2 separate regions of the Homo sapiens genome follow, and region 1 is linked to region 2. A link is an interaction called in ENCODE POLR2A ChIA-PET data of the cell type or tissue named here. Cell type or tissue: A673. All regions are shown on one strand. Each heading gives the region's core, and the rest is flanking DNA. Links, peaks and the distances in the headings are about the cores only. Region 1 holds the start of GPD1 (glycerol-3-phosphate dehydrogenase 1). Region 2 holds the start of SNORD133 (small nucleolar RNA, C/D box 133).

Region 1 (10,814 bases), core at 2,815-10,814, 350 kb before region 2:
TCGCTCTCTCGCCCAGGCTGGAGTGCAGTGGTGCAATCCCGCCTCACGGCAACCTCCACTTCCTGGGTTCAAGCGATTCTCCTGCCTCAGCCTCCCAAGTAGCTGGGATTACAGTCACCCACCATCACACCCGGCTGATTTTTGTATTTTTAGTAGAGACGAGGTTTCACCATGTTGGCCAGGCTGGTCTCCAACTCCTGACCTCAAGTGATCTGCCCGCCTCAGCCTCCCAAAGTACTGGGATTACAGGCGTGAGCCACCACGCCCAGCCCATAGTACCTATTTTAATCAGGTTGCTATGACGATTAAATGAGGGAGTGTGTGTAAAGACTTGAGACTGTATCTGGCACATAAAAACAACAAATGGTAACTTCTGCTACTATTATTGTTATCTGGGTTGTTATTACTAGACGCAGTCCTTGCAAATAAAGCCAAAAGTGCTTTGGGAACATGAAGGAGAAAGGGAGGCTTTGCTGGAAGAGTTGATGCCCCAACTAAATCTTTTCTTTTTTTTTTTTGAGATGGAGTCTTGCTCTGCCGCTCAGGCTGGAGTGCAATGGCATGATCTTGGCTCACTACGACCTCCGCCTCCTGGGTTCAAGCAATTCTCCTGTCTCAGCCTCCTGAGTAGCTGGGACTACAGGCACCTGCCACTACGCCCGGCTAATTTTTGTATTTTTAGTAGAGACGGAGTTTCACCATATTGGTCAGGCTGGTCTTGAACTCCTGACCTCAGGTGATCCACCCGCTTCGGCCTCCCAAAGTGCTGGGATCACAGGCGTGAGCCACCGCGCCCGGCCCCAACTAAATCTTGAAGGACAAAGTGGGTGTTAATGAAAGGGCAAAAAGGATAGTAGTGCTGGGGGCATAGGAGGCAGAAGACGTTCCAGAAAGAGGGAATAGGGCATGTAAAGGTCCAGAGAAGAGAGAGAGAGCCTGGTGTCTTAAAGAAGTACGAGCCATTTAGTATGCTAGATGCAGCATAGAGTGCCGAGGACGGGATGTTTTGGGAAGGAAAGCTAGATAGGGAGCCAGATGCCTAATTATGAAGAACCTTTGATTCAGGGAAAACTGGTTTATGTTTCATCCCGAAGACTGTGTAAGACAGCTGGTTGAGAGATCATTACCAGTGGAGGGACTGATGCTATTTGTATATAGAATGATCACTTGCAGGAAGGTGGATGGAGAATAATTTGTCAAGAGGGCAGGGCTGGAGGCAGGAAGCCCAGTTAGGAGGCTGGTGCAGTAATCCATGTGAGACGTGTTGAGGCCCTAAATTTACAGTCCCGACAGTGAGGGTGGAGATAAGTAGATAGATTTGAGAGGTGTCAAGGTGGAATTGAAGGAATTTGGCCACTGTTTGGATTATTAGAGTGAGGGATGAATGAGAAGGAAATGTTATGATGCCTCCCAGGTCTCTAGCTTGGGTGGACAGTAGTATTTACTATGACTGGGAAGAGGGGAGGAGGAGGAGCAGGTATTGGAGAAACGGTAGTGAGTTTAATGTCAAGTTTAAGCAGTTGGATTGGTTGGAGTATAGAAGATAGACTCTGGGCTGCAGACTGGGGACTCATTACCCTGTCACTGGTAATGGAAGATATACAAGTCAAAGAAATTGCCGGGAGGAGTATGCAGAATGAGAAGAGAGTTGAGAACAAAACCCAGAGATGAGAGCTTATGAGACAGCCCCATATGCCAGTCCTTTTCTTCCTGAGAACACTTTTGGACCCATTTGTGCTGTGGAGTAAGTATTCATCATGTAGCTTTGCCCATAGTGGGCAATGTGGAGACCAAAAGGAAAGCTTTCCTCACATGGGGTATACAGAGAGACAGAAACAAGGGCAAATTACTTGCTGAAAGAATGCCAAGGGTCGGAGCAGTTGGAGCTCTATATGATGGTGCCAGCTGTGGGCAGCATGGTGACTAGGTTGGAAGTGGCATGTGGAGTTGTCAGGCACCACCTGCCATTTAACTTCTCATTTTTCTAGTTTGAAAATGGTATGAGCTTCGTTCTTCCTTTCAGATCCATGAGACAATAGAAACCATCAACCAGCTGAAGACTCAGCGGGAGTTCATGCTGAGCTTTGCCAGAGACCCTCAGGGTTTCATCAATGACTGGCTTCAGTCCCAGTGCAGGGACCTCAAGGTAAAGAACCTAGGAGAGGTCTGAAGGGACTTAGGTCAGTGAGGTGCACAGCTGCTTTATTCATGTAGCAGCTGGTAGGAGACCCAGAGGAAGGAGTGAGGGGCCAGATTTTTCTTTAGCATGTTCCAGGGTCCATTTTGCAATTAAGCAGGGAAATGGGGGCAGAGCCATCAAGTGTTGATTTAGTGCTTACTTTGTCTGTCACTGTGCTTCATCTTGTCAGGGATACAGAGTGGAAGACCTGATCTCTGCTTTCAAAGCAGCCTACATTCTGTCTGAAGAAACTAGGCTAGTATAGCCGGGCATGGTGGCTCACACCTGTAATCCCAGCACTTTGGGAGGCCGAGGCCGACGGATCGCTTGAGGTCAGGAGTTTGAGACCAGCCTGGCCAACATGGCGAAACCCCGTCTCCACTAAAAATACAAAAACTTAGCTGGGCGTGGTGGTGCGCGCCTGTAATCCCAGCTACTTGGGAGGCTAAGGCAGGAGAATTGCTTGAACCCAGGAAGCAGAGGTTGCAGTGAGCCAAGATCGTGCCGCTGCACTCCAGCCTGGGTGACAGAGCGAAACTCTGTCTCAAAAAAAAGAAACTAGGCTAGTATGATACAAAGTAGTAAACCACATAAGACATTATCAGGCCAGGTGCGGTGGCTCACGCCTGTAATCCCAGCACTTTGGGAGGCTGAGGAGGGCAGATCACCTGAGGTCAGGAGTTTGAGACTAGCCTGGCCAACATGGTGAAACCCCATCTCTACTAAAATAAAAAAATCAGCCAGGCGTGGTGGCGGGTGCCTGTAATCCCAGCTACCCAGGAGGCTGAGGCAGGAGAATCGCTTGAACCTGGGAGGTAGAGGCTGCAGTGAGCCGAGATTGCGCCACTGCACTCCCAGCCTGGCTGACAGAGTGAGACTCCATCTCAAAAAAAAAAAAAAAAAAAAAGACATTATTAGACTGACCAGGACCAATAAGATGATTCAGATAAGGGAGATCAGTGAGACTAGAATCTCTGGGGAAGGCTTCATGGAAAATTTGGGATTTGAAGACGTTCCCAGAAAGGGGAGCACAGTAAGCTCAGACAAGAAGATAGGAATGGGCACAGAGTATGAACTCATCCGTTGTCACCCCTCCTGTGCTGACTGTGACGAGTTAGAGAGGCTGAGCAGAGGAGCAAGGAAAAAGGGATGCCAGGAAAGATCCCTGAACAAGGCAACGACTTGTTGATTGCAGAGGTGACTGGGTGTTGTATCAGTTTGCTGAGGCTGCTGTAGCAAACTACCACAAACTGGGCAGTTTCAAACAACAGGCTTGTCTCACAGTTGTGGAGGCTGGAAGTCCAAAATCAGTGTGGGCAGCACTGCTTCCTTCCGCGAGCTGGGAGGGAGACTCTGTTCTGTGCATCTCTCAGCTTCTGGTACCTCAGGCATTCCTTGGCTTGTAGGTGGTGGTCTCTGTGTGACTTCACGTTGTCTTCCTTCTGTATGTGTCTGTCTCCATGTCTAAATTTCCCCTCTTTATAAGGGAACCTACCGGTCATATTAGGGGGTACTCTAATGACCTCATCTTAACTTGAGCATCTGTAGAGACCCTATTTCCAAATAAGGTCACATTCACAGGTACTAGGGGTTGGTTAGACTTCAACATTTTGGGGAAGGATACAATTTACCCAATAATGGGTGTGAAGGAAGGAAACAAGCCTTTTCTCCTCTCTCTTCCTCCACCCTGCATCTCCATTTCCCTCAGACAATGACTGATGTGGTGGGTAACCCAGAGGAGGAGCGCCGAGCTGAGTTCTACTTCCAGCCCTGGGCTCAGGAGGCTGTGTGCCGATACTTCTACTCCAAGGTAAGTACATGGGGTGCACGGGGGAAATTGACAAAAGGCACGGGGTTTTCACCCCTGATGGGGGTCAGTGGTGTTAGATACCAACTTCTGGTTTGTCTCATCTTCCACTCCCTTCACTATTTTCTCCTTAGGTGCAGCAGAGACGACAAGAATTAGAGCAAGCCCTGGGAATCCGGAATACATAGGGCCTCTCCCACAGCCCTGATTCGACTGCACCAATTCTTGATTTGGGCCCTGTGCTGCCTGCCTCATAGTATCTGCCTTGGTCTTGCTTGGGGCGTTCCAGGGGATGCTGTTGGTTCAAGGACAACACCAGAATGAAGAGGGTCTCACAAGACACCTGTTATCCTCTTCTTTCACCCTATCTCTTCCCACCCCCAGCTTCCCTTTGCCCCACAAAGTTCCCATGTGCCTGTACCCTCCCCTGGTCTACATAGGACCTCTAGATAGTGTTAGAGAGAGAACATGTAGTGGTAATGAGTGCTTGGAATGGATTGGGCCTCAGGCCAGGTGGTCTTCAAGGGGACCAGCTAACTGATCCTGCCCTTCAGAGACCCAGGAGTTGGGAGCTTTCGCTCCTTCTCCAAGACTCAGGCCTGTGGGCACTCTATAAGCTAGTTGATCTTGGCTCTCCTGATAACAGAATCCAATTTCCTTCCTTCCCTCCACAGGTTTGGAACAAACTCTCCCTTCACTTGTTGCCCTGTAGCACTACAGAAACCCTGGTTCTTGGGCTCCACTGAGCCCCAGGTCAGTCCCCAGCCCTCTGGGTTGGCCTGCTGTCAGTGCTTCTCTCACTCCTTAGTTGGGGTCCACATCAGTATTGGAGTTTTGTTCTTTATTGCTCCCTCCCAGACACTCCCTGTGGCTGCCCTTTGTGATTCCCTCAGATCTGCCCTAATCCCGGGCATTTGGGTGGGGGAATCTTGCCTTTCCCTTTCAGAGCCCCAGGGATCTCATCTGGGGAACTGTCATTGCCAGCAGAGGCTGTTCCTTCCTGCTGTTTGGAGATGTGACTCATTCATTCACTCACTCCACCCTGCCTCTGCATCCCTTAATGGAGAAACGGGCCTAAAACCAAACGGGTAAAAAGCCCTGGGCCATCCCTGTCTTCCTGTCCCTTGTCTGCCCAGTTGACACCTACTGGTGACTTCTAGGGCACTGAGGAGTGAAAGCGCCTAGGGCTGGAGAATAGCGCTGAGTTGGGTTTGTGACTCTTCCCTCTCCCTGCCTCACAGGATTGTGACTCCCCAGCCCCTGCCCTCAAAGCTTCAGACCCCTCAGGTAGCAGCAGGACCTTGTGATCTTGGCCCCTTGGATCTGAGATGGTTTTTGCATCTTTCCAGGAGAGCCTCACATTCTTCTTCCAGGTTGTATCACCCCCGAGTTAGCATATCCCAGGCTCGCAGACTCAACACAGCAAGGGTGGGAGACAGCTGGGCACAAAGGGGGAATTCCGTTCAGCATGGGCTCTAAACCCACAGAACTGACAAAGCCCCTGCTTCCCCACCCCCTCCTCAGGCTCCTGCGAGCACACCCCCACCCCCAAATCCCTCCCTGTTCTACACTGGGGACAGCAGAATTTTCTCCCCGTCTTCCCCTTCCTGCCATTTTCCCTCCCTTGAAAGGTTGACACTGGACAACCTTGGGGCAGCTGAGCCCTGGCCGCCTCCTGGCTGGAACCATGAGAAGGAAGCTCAGTACTTCCCACAGTGTCCCTGTTGATAACTGTTTTTATTAACTGAATTGTTTTTTTCATGGACCAAACTTTTTTTTGTACTGTCCCCTTATTGATGTTACCCAGTTTTAATAAAAGAATCTTCTGAAGGATGGGTCCTCCTACCTACTGTGAGAGAGCTCTTCCCTGAGCTCTTCTTCCTTCAATACCATTAGCCACGCTTGTAGTGTTTGTTCATTTTATTTGACAAGTATTTATTGAGCACCTGCTATGTGCTAGTTGTGATGCTAGACACGGGAGATAAAGTGGAAAATGAGATTTCTACTTTTGTGGACCTCAGGGTCTTACCTTAAGAGATTGCTGTCTGCCCCAGTGGTCCAAGCAGCCTAGTTGCTGGTTGGGATTATTGGGCTTCACCACTGGATCTTAAGAGCCCTTTCCCGACTTGCTAGGCAGGTACTAACAGGTTGGTGGCAGTCATTTTCCCCCTTGTCCATCTGAGCTCCCCAGAGCACTTGTTGGCTGGAGTGAGCCATAGATGCCCGTGATCCCTTAGGTTTGACGAACCTGAGCCGCCTTTGGAGGAGTTTCACTTCTTCCCCAGGGCTTCTGTTTAGATGTGGGCAGGATCTGGACGACCAAAGACATTTTTGCTTTTTGTGCCTGCTACTCTTTTTTTTTTTTTTTTTTTAGACGGAGTCTCACTGTTGCCCAGGCTGGAGTGCAGTAGCGCGATCTTGGCTCACTGCAAGCTCTGCCTCCTGGGTTCACGCCATTCTCCTGCCTCAGCCTCCCGAGTAGCTGGGACTACAGGCGCCTGCCACCATGCCCGGCTAATTTTTTGTATTTTTTAGTAGAGACAGGGTTTCACCGTGTTAGCCAGGATGGTCTCGATCTCCTGACCTCGTGATCCGCCCGCCTCGGTCTCCCAAAGTGCTGGGATTACAGGTGTGAACCACCGTGCCCAGCCTGTGCCTGCTACTCTAAGGTTCCGCTTTCATGGTTCAAATAAGAGTTCAGTTTTTGTTTGCCTGTTTTGAGATGGAGTTGTGTTCTTGTTCCCCAGGCTGGAGTGCAATGGCGCGTTCTCGGCTTACTGCAACCTCCGCCTCCCAGGTTCAAGTGATTTTCCTGCCTCAGCCTCCTGAGTAGCTGGTTCTTAAGAGCACCATGGAAGTTCTGTGTTGTCATCCTCATACTGTAGACAACTAGCCCCTCCTTGGCAGAGTTTGGAAGACAGCTCAGGAGGGATTCCCATTAGCAATCACTTGAAACTCGCCTGCAGTTCTGCCTGCTTCCCACTTGGAGGCTCATGACTTTTTTCCTTTGTCATTATGCAAGAATGGGGTTTGGAATATAGGATCAGAGTACAACCACTTTCCAAAGTTGTAGTTTAAAAATTATCCTTTGCCTGTTTGGATGGGAACATTCTAGTATTGCCTGTTCAATATATGTAATCAAACCCACCAAAAAATCCAACCACTGTTCCTACTCCGGAACTTGGGGTTTATCAGACTTGAGAAGGGAAAGCAGAGAGGAGTGGTTGGGCCGATAACTAGGAGTGGAGAAAATTGATGTCAAGGACATTGAAATGGCATCTGTTTTTACCCAGGCTAATTACATGTGTAATGAATGGCTGATGAACCATTATTAATTTCAAGCAAATCTACAGTTTGCTCTTGGGAAAAGAGCTCTAGTGATACAGATAACTTCCTGTGATGAGCCGATTCTGAATCTCTGCACCCTCTTTATTCCCATGTAAATGAGCACATTCTTAGTCTCCACACTATCTAAAATGATTGTAGGGGCAAAATGAGAGAGGGAAGCATTTAGGCAAAAACAAGGGGGTTATTTTATGCATAAACATCCATTCTTTGGGGCTCCCATCATTTGTGCCAGGGACAGAAGCATCCTTTCTCTTCCATCACCCGTAATCAGTGCTCCCAGCTGGCAGCCTGGCACTGGAGCCTTCATCTCAGTGCCAGTGCAATAAAGGAGTGGTCTGTGGGAGGCTGTTTCTGTATTAGGTATAACATTGTGCTAAGAAAAACAGCCAACTACTGATTTCATGTCCGTTTCCCTATGGGAAATTACTGGCCATGGAAGGAGAATATGGTTGGTTTTTCCTGGGCAGTCCCCGGAACTTAGAAAGCCATTTCTCCCCAGTCTTGACCTCCTGCCTGCTTACTCCTACCCATGGGTTGCACACAGACTCCCCTGTAGCCCAGTGCTTGTTACCAGTTGCTGGCCAGCAACAGCCCAGGGGGATGGCAACACCCACCTAGCCGTCTGCCAAGCCAGGAGGTCAGCACATGAGCACACAGTGGTGTCTGCCCTCTAGGCCAAGGTGCACAGTGTTAGGAGCCTCTTGCTCCACTCTCCAGATCAGCCTGGAAACCAGAGCTTCCCTCGTCTTAGACAAACAGATGGCCGTGGGCGATGCAGAGCCCTGAACTGCTGAGGGTGCTCCTTCCATTCTCGCCCTTCCCCAAAAAACATACACCAAACTTACCCCCAATCACAGCATCTGAGACCACAAAGCCCCACGGACACAGCTGCCCCGGGTACTGCCTGCCTTCCCCTTTTCTGGCCTCTGCAAACTAGCCATTCACCTGATGAAGCCCCTGGGGCAGTACCTTGGAAACCCCTGAGAGGAGGAGTTGAAGGAGGCTCAAAGCCTTTCAAGGACAGTGTGCACTCTGCCTGCCTCCTATTCTCTCCTGTCCTCTTAAGCCCAGAGTCTACAACAAAATTGTGTACCGCAATTCTCAGAGCTCTCTAACTTTAACCTTTCCCACCTTCCCTAGAACACATTTTTGGGTGGGGATCATCTGAGAGGCCCATGGATGAGTCCCCAAGATGACCTCTGTGGGTGACCAAGACAATCTTGTCTTTTGAGGCACCTGGAGTCTCTCATCCTTTTTTGAGCTGGGCTGTCCTCAAAGCAGGCCCTTACCTCTTATGTGGCCTCATCTTTAGAGGTGGGAAGTGGGCCCACATCCCCCACCCCAGCCCTGCAGTGGAGCTAGCGTGGGCCTGCTGGAGGACAGAACTGTGGAACAGGGTCCTGTGAGGATATGTGGCAGGGTTGGCGGGGGGATAGGGGGTCATGGAGGAGCCTACCTCTGAAAAGCATTCCCCTAGCTGCTACTGAAGCTAAATACAATTTATTTCATGCTGGGGGACAGAAAGGAGCAAGGGAGAGCAGTCACCTGCTCCTTATCTGGGCTATTTTCTTAGCAGACCTCAAAATGAGACCATGGTGGGAAGCTGGGCTGGGGCCAAGGGAAGAAGCTTGCCAGCACTGTCAGCCGATGAGCCCAGGAGAAAAAGCTGGGCCTAGTCTCTGCCCCATTCCTGTTCCACACCTGTCTGTACCCCTGTCTCTCCTTTCCCTGGCTCTGCCAGACTCTCTATCTCCCTGGGCGCCAGCCTCCCCACCCACCCCTGGAGGGCGGGGCTTGGCTGCACCCACGTGTGGTGGAGTTAAATGCTCCTAGCCGGCAGAGGAGCTAGGGAGTGTGGCACTGAGCCGGCTCAGGCAGAGACGCGGCACCATGGCTAGCAAGAAAGTCTGCATTGTAGGCTCCGGGAACTGGTAAGCAGCTCTGTCAAGTGATATGGGGGAAGGGTAGGCCCCCCAAGACAGAGGTGGGTAGGAGGCAGAATGGGTGGGAAAGGCCCTCAGGTTCCTGTTCAGCCCCTGCTGCTATCTTCTATCATAGCAGCACAGGACAGACGGTGCCCGGCCCTCTCCTGACCCCCGCCCTCCTGGGCAGCTGCACCTGTTCACCATGGGAAGGCGTCTCCAGAGCTCTCTATGTGAAGAGCCGCTTGAGTTTGGGGGTGGGAAGATGAGAAGTGGGGCTCCCTTCTCTAGTAGCAAAGGGTGAGGAGACTGAGTCTCCTTTCTACTGCCAGGTCACTGGGGACTATTTGTCATGGGAGTGGAGGTGATAAGGAAGGTAGGTAGGAGTGAACAGCCTGGGGGGCTGCTGTGAGATCCTGAGGTGGGGCGCTGCCCCAACTCCTGCCACTGTTCCCTCCTCCTGTACTTTCCTGTGCTCCCCCTCCCACCAGGGGCTCAGCCATCGCCAAGATCGTGGGTGGCAATGCAGCCCAGCTGGCACAGTTTGACCCACGGGTGACCATGTGGGTATTTGAGGAAGACATTGGAGGCAAAAAGCTGACTGAGATCATCAACACGCAGCATGAGAATGTCAAATACCTGCCAGGGCACAAGTTGCCCCCAAATGTGGTGAGCCCCAACACCCTGCGAAGAACAGGGAGAGGAAGGGAGGGCCAGGAGTTGGAGCCGACCTTACTCAACAGGTGCCTCCTGCTGAGAGGGCCGCTTCAGGTGCAGCAGGACTTGGGAAGGTCTCAGGAGGGCTGCTCTGGGCCCTTTCCTGAGGACTGAGGAGAACCTATGCTTTCCCCTCACAGGCTCCCAGGCGGGTGGGTGGGGAAGGGATGGGAGAACAAGTTGGTCTCCATGGCAGCCAAAGACTGGGCTCCCAGACTTGGGGTCCAGTAGTGCCTGCCTCCGGCACTAATCCTGTTACTCATTCACTGAGTGAGTAGCCGACTTGGAGGCTGCTCCTTGGACTTACGGTCTTTGGTCAAATCCACGTGGCTCTCCCCACCTGGAAAGGGGAAGCAGGGAAGAGAGCAGAAAGGCTGGGGCTCCCCCTTCCCAGCTGGGGTTCCTGAGGAGCTGGGTGATGAAATCTTATTTGAGCTCTTTCTTTTGCCAAGCCCAGGCTGCTTTTGGCCTCCCGCACTGTCCCACAGCCAAGGGATAGGAGAGTGCTGGGATGAGGTTTCCAGGAGTCCTCAAGAGCCCAGGACAGCTGGAGGGAGACAGAGTGGTAGCTGGGGGGAGGGAGTAGAGTGTCTTATTCCTCCAAGTTCAGTCCTTCTAGATTCAGTCCCAAACAAGCCTTCCTGCTCCCCTACCAGCCTCACTCTTTGGCTCCCAGATCTCCTGAATAGGGTTCCACAGGGGCTAGGGGAGGTCTGCCAGGCCCGCGAGCACTTGGTCACCCCCACAGGTGGCTGTCCCAGATGTGGTCCAGGCTGCAGAGGATGCTGACATCCTGATCTTTGTGGTGCCCCATCAGTTCATCGGCAAGATCTGTGACCAG
Region 2 (11,489 bases), core at 2,229-10,228:
GATATTCCCAGCAACTTGGTGTGCCTTTGGTTTCTAATCTAACCTTCTTATATCTTCATATTATGTAGCTTGAGCATCCCAAATCCTAAATTTGAATTGCTCCAAAATCGAAAAGTTTTTGAGTACTAACATGCTGCTCAGTGGAAATGCTCATTAGAGCCTTTTGGATTTTCGGATTTGGGATACTCAACTGGAAAATACAATGCAAATATTCCTAAATACAAAAAAAGCTGGTACCAAGCATTTTGGGTAAGGCATACTCAGCCTGTGGTTTTATTAAAAGGGTCAGCAAACATTTTCTTTGAAGAGCCAAACAGTAAATATTATAGATGTTGATGGCCATGTAATTCCTGTTGCAGCAACTTGCAGGGCAAAAGCAGCCACAAGCAGTGCATAAAATGGTCTGCTTTATAAATTTACCAAGTGTTAGAGCATTTTTTTCCTTTTTAAAAGTAATATAGGAATTTGAAGCATATAAATTGATAAAATGGTATAATTAGTTACTGTTTACCCATTATCCAATTTTTTCCCCCAGTTTTATTTATTTTATTTTATTTTTTAAAGAGACAGGGTCTCACTTTGTTGCGCAGGCTGGAGTACAGTGTGCGTGATCATAGCACACTGCCACCTTGAACTCCTGGGCTCAAGGGATCCTTCTGCCTTCAGAGTAGCTAATTATTTTGTTTGTTTGTTTGTTTTTGTGGAGACAGGGTCTTGCTGTCTTCCCAGGCTGGTCTCAAACTCCTGACTCAAGTGATCTTCCCACGTTGGTCTCCCAAAGTGTTGTGATTACAGGTGTCAGGCACTGGGCCCAGCTCCGCACCACTCCCCCCCCATTTTTTTCTATTTTTTTTGAGACGGAGTCTTGCCGTGTTGCCCAGGCTGGACTGCAGTGACGCAATCTCAGCACATGGCAACCTCTGCCTCCCAGGTTCAAGGAGTTCTCTGCCTCAGCCTCCCGAGTAGCTGGGATTACAGGCACCTGCCACCACGCCCAGCTAATTTTTGTATTTTTAGTAGAGATGGGGTTTCACCATCTTGGACAGGTTGGTCTTGAATTCCTGACCTTGTGATCCACGCGCCTCGGCCTTCCAAAGTGCTGGGATTACAGGAGTGAGCCACCAGGTCTGGCCCCAGCCCCCAGTTTTAAAATTTTGGCAAAATGGACATACAATATACCATCTTAATTGTTCTTATTTTTGTTTGTTTTATCTTTTTCCCCCCATCTTAACTGTTCTTAAGTGTACAGTTTAGTGCTATTAAATACATTCACAATGATTTGCAGCCATCACTGCCATCTATCTCCAGAACTCTTTTTATAAGACTGAAACTCTATAAATGTTACCCAATTTTAACAGTTAGTAGAAAATGGCCATTGTTTCCTCTATATTCCCACTCATTTCTCTCCACAACCCCAGTCATCTTGAAGCAAATTTCAACCTTAATTTCAGATTTCATCCATAAATAAATTAAGATTTGTATCTCTATCAAGAGGGATTCTTTCCCTTTTTTTGAGACTGCGTCTTGCTCTTATGCCCAGGCTGGAGTGAAGTGTGGTCTTGGCTCACTGCAACCTCTGCCCCACTGGGTTCAAGCAATTTTCCTGCTTCAGCCTCCTGAGTAGCTGGGATTACAGGCACCCACCACCACGCCTGGCTAATTTTTGTATTTTTAGTAGAGACAGGGTTTCACCATGTTGGCCAGGCTGGTCTCAAACTCCTGACCTCAGTTGATCTGCCTGCCTTGGCCTCACAAAGTTCTGGGATTGCAGGCGTGAGCCACTGCACCCAGCCGAGATTCTTTCTTAATACATGACGACAATATCATCATTAGACTTTTAAAAATGAACAATGTCTTGAACATTATCAAGTACCTAGTCACTTTTCATATTTTCCTGATTCCCCTTCTTTCTCGTTTTTTCCTCTTTAAAAATCTGGTCTGGACACTGTGGCTCGTTCCTGTAATTCCAGCACTTTGGCAGGCAGATCACATGAGGCCAGGAGTTCCAGACCAGCATGGCCAACATGGTGAAACCCTGTCTCTACTAAAAATACAAAAATATTTAGCCAGGCTTTGTGGCTTATGCCTGTAGTCCCAGCTACTCGGGAGGCTGAGGCCCGAGAATCATTTGATCCTTGGAGGAGGAGGTTGCAGTGAGCCGAGATCACACCACTGCACCCCCAACATTGGCGGCAGAGCAAGACTGTGTCCAAAAAGAAAGTAAAATAAAAAATAAAAATCTGTAGTTTTTTCCTATAACTTTGTATTTTTTTCTTTTGGAAGTTTATGGGTAAGATAATCATTATCTGTCTTGCAGTGTTTCTTGGAATATAGATTTTGCTGCCTTTATTCTTGAGTGCAGTTTAACATGATTCTCTGTCCTTTCTCTCCTGTTTTTCATGCAAATTGGTCGCTAGATCTTTTTTTCTTTTTCTGTTTTTTAAAGACATGGCTATCATGGAAAGTAGCTAGATACTGATCTGTCTCCCATATTTCATGCATTTTGGTAGCAAGAGGCATGATGCCTTGCTACCTTGGTAGCAAGGGTTTGATTTTTGGGGCAATAGAGAGGATACAAAAGCTAGCTGCTATGCTCATTGGTCTGTTAATTCATTAGAGATTGCTAAAATTGTGGTATTTCTCTATCTATTTTTCATTTATTAGAAACTCTTACTCATCTTCATTACCCTGAGTTACAGGTTCTATGTGAAATCCATGTTACATGCTTGACTCTGGCTTTTATTACCAGTTTTTAAAAGTGTTGATTTTTTAGCCAATTTTTATCTGTTTTCGGTTTTGAATATTTAAACATATTTGGGGTGTTTACTGTTCGTGTTGATATTGGCCTCTTTGAATTGACTCCTGAGACCTTTTGTTATACAGCCATAGCAATTTTTTTTTTTTTTTTTTTTTTTTTTTTTGAGATGGAGTTTTGCTCTGTTGCCAGACTGGAGTGCAGTGGCACGATCTCAGCTCACTGCAACCTCCGCCTCCTGGGTTCAAGCGATTCCCCTGCCTCAGCCTCCCAAGTAGCTGGGACTACAGGTGTGCACCACCACGCCCAGCTAATTTTTTGTGTTTTTAGTAGAGACATGGTTTCACCATGTTGGCCAGGATGGTCTTGATCTGACCTCGTGATCCGCCCGCCTCAGCCTCCCAAAGTGCTGGGATTACAGGCGTGAGCCACCCTGCCTGGCCAGCCGTAGCAATCTTTACTGGTTACCTTGCTGTGCAGTTTGTCAAGATGTTCCAGGCTCTTACACATTTCATGCCAAAGGACTGGAGTCAACCAGTTCTTTTAAATCCTTAGGCTACTTTATGGGGAAATGGTATTTTGTGGACCACTGCCTAGACACAAGTAGTATTTGTGTCTACTGGTTTTGTCATTGTTTCTAAGCTTTTTTAGACAGAGCTGTTTAGTTTTTATGTTTTAAGACAAAAATGTAGGTTTGTACTGATGCTTACAATTTAAATTCAGGCTGTATGGTTTTCCTTTCTTCTGCCTCATGTCTGTTTCTCCTTTTTCCCATATGAAAATCTCGGAAAAAAATCCGCCTCCTGGGTTCAAGCAATTCTCCTGCTTCAACCTCCCGAGTAGCTGGGATTACAGGTGTGCACCACCATGCCTGGCTAATTTTTTGTATTTTTTTAGTAGAGATGGGATTTCACTATGTTGGCCAGGTTGGTCTTGACTCCTGACCTCAGGTGATCCACCTGTCTTGGCCTCCCAAAGTGCTAGGATTACAGGCATGAGCCATTGTGCCTGGCTGCCTTGTCTCCTGTTAATTTTTTTTTGACTTAATAGTGTATTCTGGAAGTCACTTCATAATGGTGTTTAGAGCATTTTTTCAGTTCTTTTTTACGTTTATGATACTCAGTTGTTTGGATGTACACGTTGTGTTCAACTGGTGATGGACTGTTGGGTTGCTTCTGGGGCCCATAGGTTTCCTCACCTTTTACAATTAGTGTTAGTGAATAGTCACGTGGGTATATTTTTTCCCCACAGCTTTATTAAGTTATTCTAGTTGGCAAATCAAATTGTATACATGCCTTTTTGGTATTGCAAACATTTAAAGTCAGCAATTTTGAATTACATAATACATTATTATTAACTATCATCACCCTGCTCTCCAGAACTTATTTCTTCTAACACAAACTTTATACCCTATGAAACATTTCCCCAGTCCCTGCCTCCCCCTATCCCTAGCTTATGGTAACCACCATTATACTGTCTCTATGAGTTCCACCTTGTTAGATTTCAAATACAAGTGAGATCATGCAGTGTTTGTCTTTATGTGCCTGCCCTATTTCACTTAGCATAATGTCTTCTAGGTTCATTCAGGTTGTCACAAATGACAGGATTTCCTTCTTTAAGACTGAATGGGTCTGGGCATGGTGGCTCATGCCTGTAATCTCAGCACTTTGGGAGGCCAAGGCAGGCGGATCACCTGAGGTCAGGAGTTCAAGACCAGCCTGGCCAACATGGTGAAACCCCATCTCTAGTAAAAATATGAAAATCAAGGCCAGGCGCGGTGGCTCATGCCTGTAATCCTAGCACTTTGGGAGGCTGAGGCGGGTGGATTGCCTGAGCTCAGGAGTTCCAGACCAGCCTGGGCAACAGGGTGAAACCCCGTCTCTACTAACAATACAAAAAAATTTGCTGGGTATGGCTGTATGTGCCTGTAATCCCAGCTACTCTGGAGGCTGAGGCAGGATAATTGCTAGAACCTAGGAGGTGGAGGTTGTGGTGAGCTGAGATCGTGTCATTGCACTTCAGTCTGGGCCACAGAGTGAGACTCTGTGTCTTAAAAAAAATACAAAAATCAGCCGGGCGTGTTGGTGGGTGCCTCTAATCCCAGCTACTCAGGAGGCTGAGGCAGGAAAATCATTTGAACCAGGTGGCGGAGGTTGCAGTGAGCCAAGATTGCACCACTGCACTCCAGCCTGGGCGACAGAGCAAGACTCTGTCTCAAAAAAATAAATAAATAAACAACTGAATGGTATTCCAGTGTGTGTGTACACCACGTTTTCTCCATCGATTCATTTGCTGTGGACACCGGGTTGTTTCCATATGTTAGCCACTATAAGTAATGCTGCAACACAGACAGTAGTGCAGATACCCTTCAGCATACTAATTTCATTTCCTTTGGATATACATAGGGTTGTTGGATCATACGGTACTTCTATTTTTAACTTTTTTTTGACCCAGAGTCTTGCTCTTGCCCAGGCTGGAGTGCGGTGGCACAATTTCAGCTCACTGCAATCTCAGCCTTCCAAGTAGCTGGGATTACAGGCGTGTGCCACCATGCCCAGCTGATTTTTGTGTTTTTGGTAGAGACGGGGTTTCACCATTTTGGCCAGGCTGGTCTGGAATTCATGACCTCAAGTGCTTTGCCCGCCTCAACCTCTCAAAGTGCTGGGATTACAGGCATGAGCCACTGAGCCTGGCCTATTTTTAACTTTTGAGGAATCTCCATACTAGTTTCCATACTGGCTATACTAATTTACCTTCCCAGCAACAGTGTACAAAAGTTCCCTTTTCTCCATATCTTCTCTAACACTTCCTGTTGTTTTTTTTGCTGCACCCATTTTAATAGATGTGAGATGCTATCTTGTGATTTCAACTTACATTTCTTTGATGATTAGTGATTTTGAGCATTTTTACATATGCCTGCATTTCTTTTATGAGTGAGTTTAGCATCTGTTTCATATGTTTAAGAGCCGTTTGCCTTTTTTTGTTCTGTGAACGCTGTTCATAGCATTGTTGGGCCTTTTCATGTCTGTTTTTACAATTCGTGTATTAGAGATACTAGTACCCTTGCCTGTGATGAGCTACAATTTACTGTTTTGACTTAGTTTTTTGGGAGGTTTTTACTCTGCTTGTTGTTGTTGTTTAGAGACAGGGTCTCGCTCTGTTGCCCAGGCTGGAGTGTGGTAGTGCGATCATAGCTCACAGCAGCCTCCAGCTCCTTGGCTCAAGCAGTCCTCCCCACTCTGCCTCCCAAGCAGCTAGGACTACAGGTTGCATGCCACCATGCCCAGCTTTTTTTTTTTTTTTTTCCTTGTAAGGGATGGGTCTCACTGTGGTACCCAGGGTGGCCTCGAACTCCTGGGCTCATGCGATCCTACCCCCTTGACCTCTGAAAGTGCTCAGGTTACAGGTGTGAGCCAGCACACCTGGTTATTTTGACGTGTGTTTGTGTGTGGCGGGGGGGGTTTTACCTTGTTTACTATGGTTTTTATACCATGAAAACGTTTTTATTATTTATTAATTAATTAAAGCTGTCATTTTCTTTTCTTTTGCTCTACTGATTCTACTGTAGGCAGAAATAGTATAGTCATGTAAAATATATGTTAAAATGTAAATTAAATGTATTTTTTAAAATATACACTTAATTCTTTGTTGCTATAATGTGTTCCTCTTCTAGGCAAGGATAAAAGCCATCAATACATTTTTTGCTAAGAATGGTTATCGATTAATGGATTCTAGTATCTATAGTCACCCCATTCAAACTCAAGCACAGTATGCCTCCCCAGTCTTTATGCAGCCTGTATATAATCCTCACCAACAGTACTCGGTCTATAGTATTGTGCCTCAGTCTTGGTCTCCAAATCCTACACCTTACTTTGAAACACCACTGGTAAGTGAGATCCTTACAATAAAATATAATAATATTTTTAATTTGAGCTGAAATTTGAAGAAATCAGTTGGAGTGGGAGCTCATTTATGTTGACATTGATGACTTTTTGGCCTTTATTTTATTTTATTTTTTGTATTTTTCGTAGAGATGGAATTTTGCCATGTTGCCCAGGCTGGTCTCGAACTCCTGTGCTCAGGCAGTCCACCCGCCTCAGCCTCCCAAAATGCTAGGATTACAAGCCACTATGCCCGGCCACTTTTTGGCTTTTAAACAGTGATATGGATATCTAATTCTCCATACCAAATAAATGCATATGACTAAGAGGTGAGCTATTAGAGCGCATAATTTTATTCCATAAAATTTGCTGAGTGAATTGAAAGAAGAGACTGGATAACTTTTGCGTGATTTTAAATGCATTTTAGTGTTGCGAAATGTCAGACCAGACATTCTTTACTAAGTTATGAATTGTTCATAAATCCAGTGGTACTTGAAGTGAATATTGCAGAAATGAATCAGTAAAATATTTTAAGATATTTTTGGCTTGTAAAAGATAAATTCATAAGCTCATTAAGGTTCTTGTGACCCTCACACCAGATTTTACCTTTGCCATTAATATTGTTTAAACATACATTTTTTTCTAGGCTCCCTTTCCCAATGGTAGTTTTGTGAATGGCTTTAATTCGCCAGGATCTTATAAAACAAATGCTGCTGCTATGAATATGGGTCGACCATTCCAAAAAAATCGGTAAGATAAAAACCATAGCTGTAATGTATTTTAAACAATTCCTAATGGATCTTAAGGCATTAATAGCAATGTTTGTTGTCAGGCTCAGTAATAAGGTTTGGTGGATTTTTTGTTTGTTTTGTTTTTACTAAGTGTATATGAACAGTTTAATCTAGAATTCGTAAAAACACTTTGACCTTTGAGTTGGTAATGCATGTAACAGACTTGGGATTCAGATTTTTTTTAATAATAAAAGAGAATAGAAAAAATATTTCATGACACCAGTCTCTGACAAATCTGGTGACTAATTTCCATTTAGTATGTTAAATGGGTAGCATTTTAGAGAATGAATTCTTTGAAGATATAAATGTTGTTAACTGAATTGTGTAATAAATGTTGGGATGTATGTTATTCAGGTTTTTAAAGGATTTTTGAAATGACACCCAAGAACTACAGTGCACAACAGACAGTAGCTAACATTTATTGCACATTTAATATCACAAACTCTGTTCCTAAGGGCTTTACATATTTTATCAGTTACTTTTTTCAGAACCCTTTATAGGTGCACTTATGTCTACTTTACAGATAAGGAATCTGAGATGTAAAATATCATGTCTGAGAACACACAGCTAGTAATTGGTAGAGCTAAGATTTGAACCTAGGCAGTTCAACTCCAAAGCCCGCACTTAAAGCACTATGTTCAGGATAAATTATTAAGAATCATAGAAACTATATGCTATCATAAAGATTGAGATGTATGTCTGAGGTATTTTTCTTTATGTAGACATCAACAGATAATCTCAATATTTGGTGTATGTTATGGCTTGTTGTTGTTGTTGTTGTGGGGGTAGAGACAGGGTCTGTTTATGTTGCCTGGGACGACTGGTCTTGAACTCCTGGGCTCAAAGCAGTCCTCCCACCTTGGCCTCCCAAATTGCTAGGATTACAGGCGTGATACTATGGCTTTTAACACAGTATGAGTAACCAAAGAATAAAGGACTGACATATAGTCATTTCGATTTATTTAATAGTTTCACATTTATTACTTCTCGTTTGCTGTTTTGTGAGACTCTTGGTTTTTGAGGGTTTTTCCTAATGGTTTATTTTCAGTGACAGTCTTTTGCCAGATTCGATTCTTCTAATTATTTCTTTTGGAAAGGAGACCATCTGGAGTATGTTTTTCCAAGATGACTTCTAGGAACTTAGTCCTTTTTTGACAGGTTTTTCTGAAACTTGTTTTACTGGAGAAATGAGCCCCAACAGAATGAAAAAATATTCTTCTCACTGGAAACATTGTGTACTACTCTTTAATAGTCAGAGTTTTTGGACTATTCTTGACAGACACAATTGGTTAAAGCAATTGAAGATCATTTTCAAGTGTTAGAAAAATTTTACTACTAAACATAAACACAGGCTGAGGTGGGTGGATCATCTGAGCTCAGGAGTTCAAGAGCAGCCTGGGCAATATGACGAAACATCATCTCTACCAAAAATACAAAAATTAGCTGGGCGTGGTGGTGTAGTGCATGCCTGAAGTCCCAACTACTCAGGAGGCTGAGGAACGAGAATTGCTTGAGCCTGAGAAGCACAGGTTGCAGTGAGCCGAGATCATACCACTGCACTCCAGCCTGGGTGACGGTGAGACTCTGTTATTCCCTGCAGCCACGCCCTCTCACCCCTCCCCGCTCCCCCCTCCAAAAAATAAAGGTACTGATATTTGCAGTTGCTTGACTCTGAAATACTTTACTTGGCTCCATGGTTATTTCTTTATTGTTACCTTTTATCCGTTGCATCTTTTTGGTGACAGCCAGGAATGACAGTCAAGTTATCTTTACTTATAAGGAAGTATACCTATGGTTTTGAAAATACATGGTGTGTTTAGTACATTTTTGCATGTTACTTAAAACCACTTGTGTACAGTTCTTTTCCATATATTTGACCAATACAGGTTGGTAATTTTTAATTACAGAAATAATTAGTGAATACTTTTTCTAAAAATGCAAATAAAGACCTTCTGGACCAGCAACCCAAATCCTTGTTTCCTTCTTGCTTCTAAAAAGTGACTACTTCTAAAAAGTGACTACTGCCAGGCATTTATTATTATTATTAATGTTAACAGCTAAGGACAAAGTCTTTTTTAGAGAGCCTTTTGCAATTTTTATATTAACCTGTGACAGCCCAGTGATGATCACTATTCCTACTTAGAGAGAATAGGACTAACTTTCAGAAATCCAGGCATTTTTCTACCTTTCATACTATCTTTCTTTCACTTTACTTCTCTTTTCTGTCTTTTATCACTTCTTTCTTTCTTCATTCTTTCTCTCTTTTGCCTGGATCGAGATTGTTAAGTCCCTCTCAGTGAAGGGTAAGATTATGAGATCTGAGGGCTGTATAAATGTAGTAAGTTGTCCCTTAAGCATATTGAAATGTAGTGTGAAAGTTGGATGAAGGACATTTTCTAAACATATGCAAATACCATATCTATCATATCAGTTCATTTTCAAGATGTAACAGGTAATATAAATTTTTTTTTTTGAGACGGAGTCGTGCTCTGTCACCGGGCTGTAGTGTAGTGGTGCAGTCTCTGCTTACTGCAACCTCTGCTTCCCGAGTTCAAGCAATTCTCTGGCCTCAGCCTTCTGAGTAGCTGGGACTACAGGCATGTGCTAGCTAATTGTTGTATTTTTAGTAGAGACGGGGTTTCATCATGTTGGCCAGGATGGTCTCAATCTCTTGACCTCGTGATCCACCCAGCTTGGCCTCCCAAAGTCCTGGGATTACAGGCATGAGCCACCATACCCGGCCTTTTTTTTTTTTTTTTTTTTTAAAGACGGAGTTTTGCTCTTGTTGTCCAGGCTGGAGTGCAATGGCGGGATCTCGGCTCACTGCAACGTCCGTCTCCCGGGTTCAAGCGATACTCCTGCCTTAGCCTTCCAATTAGCTGAGATTACAGACGCATGCCACCACGCCCAGCTAATTTTTTGTATTTTAGTAGAAACTGGGTTTCACCATGTTGGCCAGGCTGGTCTCGAACTCCTGACCTCAGGTGATCTACCCGCCTTGGCCTCCCAGAGTGCTGGCATTATAGGTGTGAGCCACCGCATCTGGCCTAACTATTTTTAAAATTACTTTTTATAGCCAGTGGGGTGGCTCATGCCTATATTCCCCACACATTGAGAAGCCAAGGCAGGCAGATCACTTGATCTCATGAGTTGGAGACCAACCTAGGCAACAGAGTGAAACCTCGTCTCTACTGACAATATAAAAATTAGCCAGGCATACTGGTGTGCACCTGTAGTCCCTGCTACTTGGGAGACTGAGGTGGGAGGATAGCTTGAGCCCAGGAGGCAGAGGTTGTAATGAGCTGAGATCGCACCACCTCGCTCCAGCCTGGGTGACACAGCCAGACCTTTCTCAAAAAAAAAAAAAATTACTTTTTGTTAAGTGACATACTATTTTCATTGCTATTTAAGAAATCTAGTTTGTAATATAAAGTAATTCTATGGCAAAGTGTCACTTTATGTGAAACTCAACCCAACTTTTTTTTTTTTTTTTAAGACAGTGTTTTGCCCTGTCACCCAGGCTGTAGTGCAGTAACATGATCATGGCTCACTGTAGTTTTGACCTCCCAGGCCCAATCAATTCTCCACCTCAGCCTTCCTAGTAGCTGGGACTACAGGCGCATACCACCATGCCTAGCTAAGTTTTTGTATTTTTTTTTTTGTAAAGACAGGGTTTTGCCATGTTGTGCAGGCTGGTCTCAAACTCCTGGGCTCCAATGATCCTCCCACCTCAGCCTCTTAAAGTGCTGGGGTTACAGATATGAGCCACTGAGCCCACTGCGCCCAGCCTGATAATTTTATCTTTGTTTTTGTTTGTTTGTTTTTGTTTTTTGTTTGTTTTTGTATTTTTAGTTAGAGACAGAGGGTTTCACCATGTTGGCCAGGGTGGTCTTGATCTCTTGACCTCGTGATGCACCCGCCTTGGCCTCCCAAAGTGCTGGGATTACAGGTGTGAGCCACCACACCCAGCTACTTTAAGTTTTAATAATGGTAATTTTTTATGGTCTGTAAAGAATAAAACAGGACAACTAGAGATGCTGTGGGAATTTACGTTTAATTGGT

Evidence for each region. Peaks named below come from ENCODE experiments on the same cell type or tissue, not always from the same donor. Only the 100,000 strongest peaks of a DNase experiment are listed, where the experiment ranks them.
Region 1: POLR2A ChIA-PET joins it to region 2 with 5 read pairs; 2 of 35 experiments call an interaction of 5 or more read pairs at or near these places.

Annotation. Positions count from the first base shown.
Region 1 is chr12:50,094,827-50,105,640 of GRCh38, forward strand. SMARCD1 (SWI/SNF related BAF chromatin remodeling complex subunit D1) reads left to right here. Exons shown (of 13, transcript NM_003076.5): 11 at 2,024-2,146; 12 at 3,888-3,989; 13 at 4,121-5,881. The coding sequence ends at 4,174. It overlaps GPD1 (glycerol-3-phosphate dehydrogenase 1), which reads left to right and starts at 9,182. Exons shown (of 8, transcript NM_005276.4): 1 at 9,182-9,265; 2 at 9,748-9,925; 3 at 10,722-10,814. The coding sequence starts at 9,225. RefSeq lists an enhancer at 8,192-8,241. In A673, for the core only: CTCF peaks have their summits at 6,960 and 9,154; DNase peaks (open chromatin) are centred at 6,945 and 9,145.
Region 2 is chr12:50,447,032-50,458,520 of GRCh38, forward strand. It overlaps LARP4 (La ribonucleoprotein 4), which reads left to right. Exons shown (of 16, transcript NM_052879.5): 9 at 6,429-6,641; 10 at 7,283-7,386. SNORD133 (small nucleolar RNA, C/D box 133) reads left to right here and starts at 9,540; the gene lies at 9,540-9,755. In A673, for the core only: no CTCF peak of the experiment used is centred there; no DNase peak of the experiment used is centred there.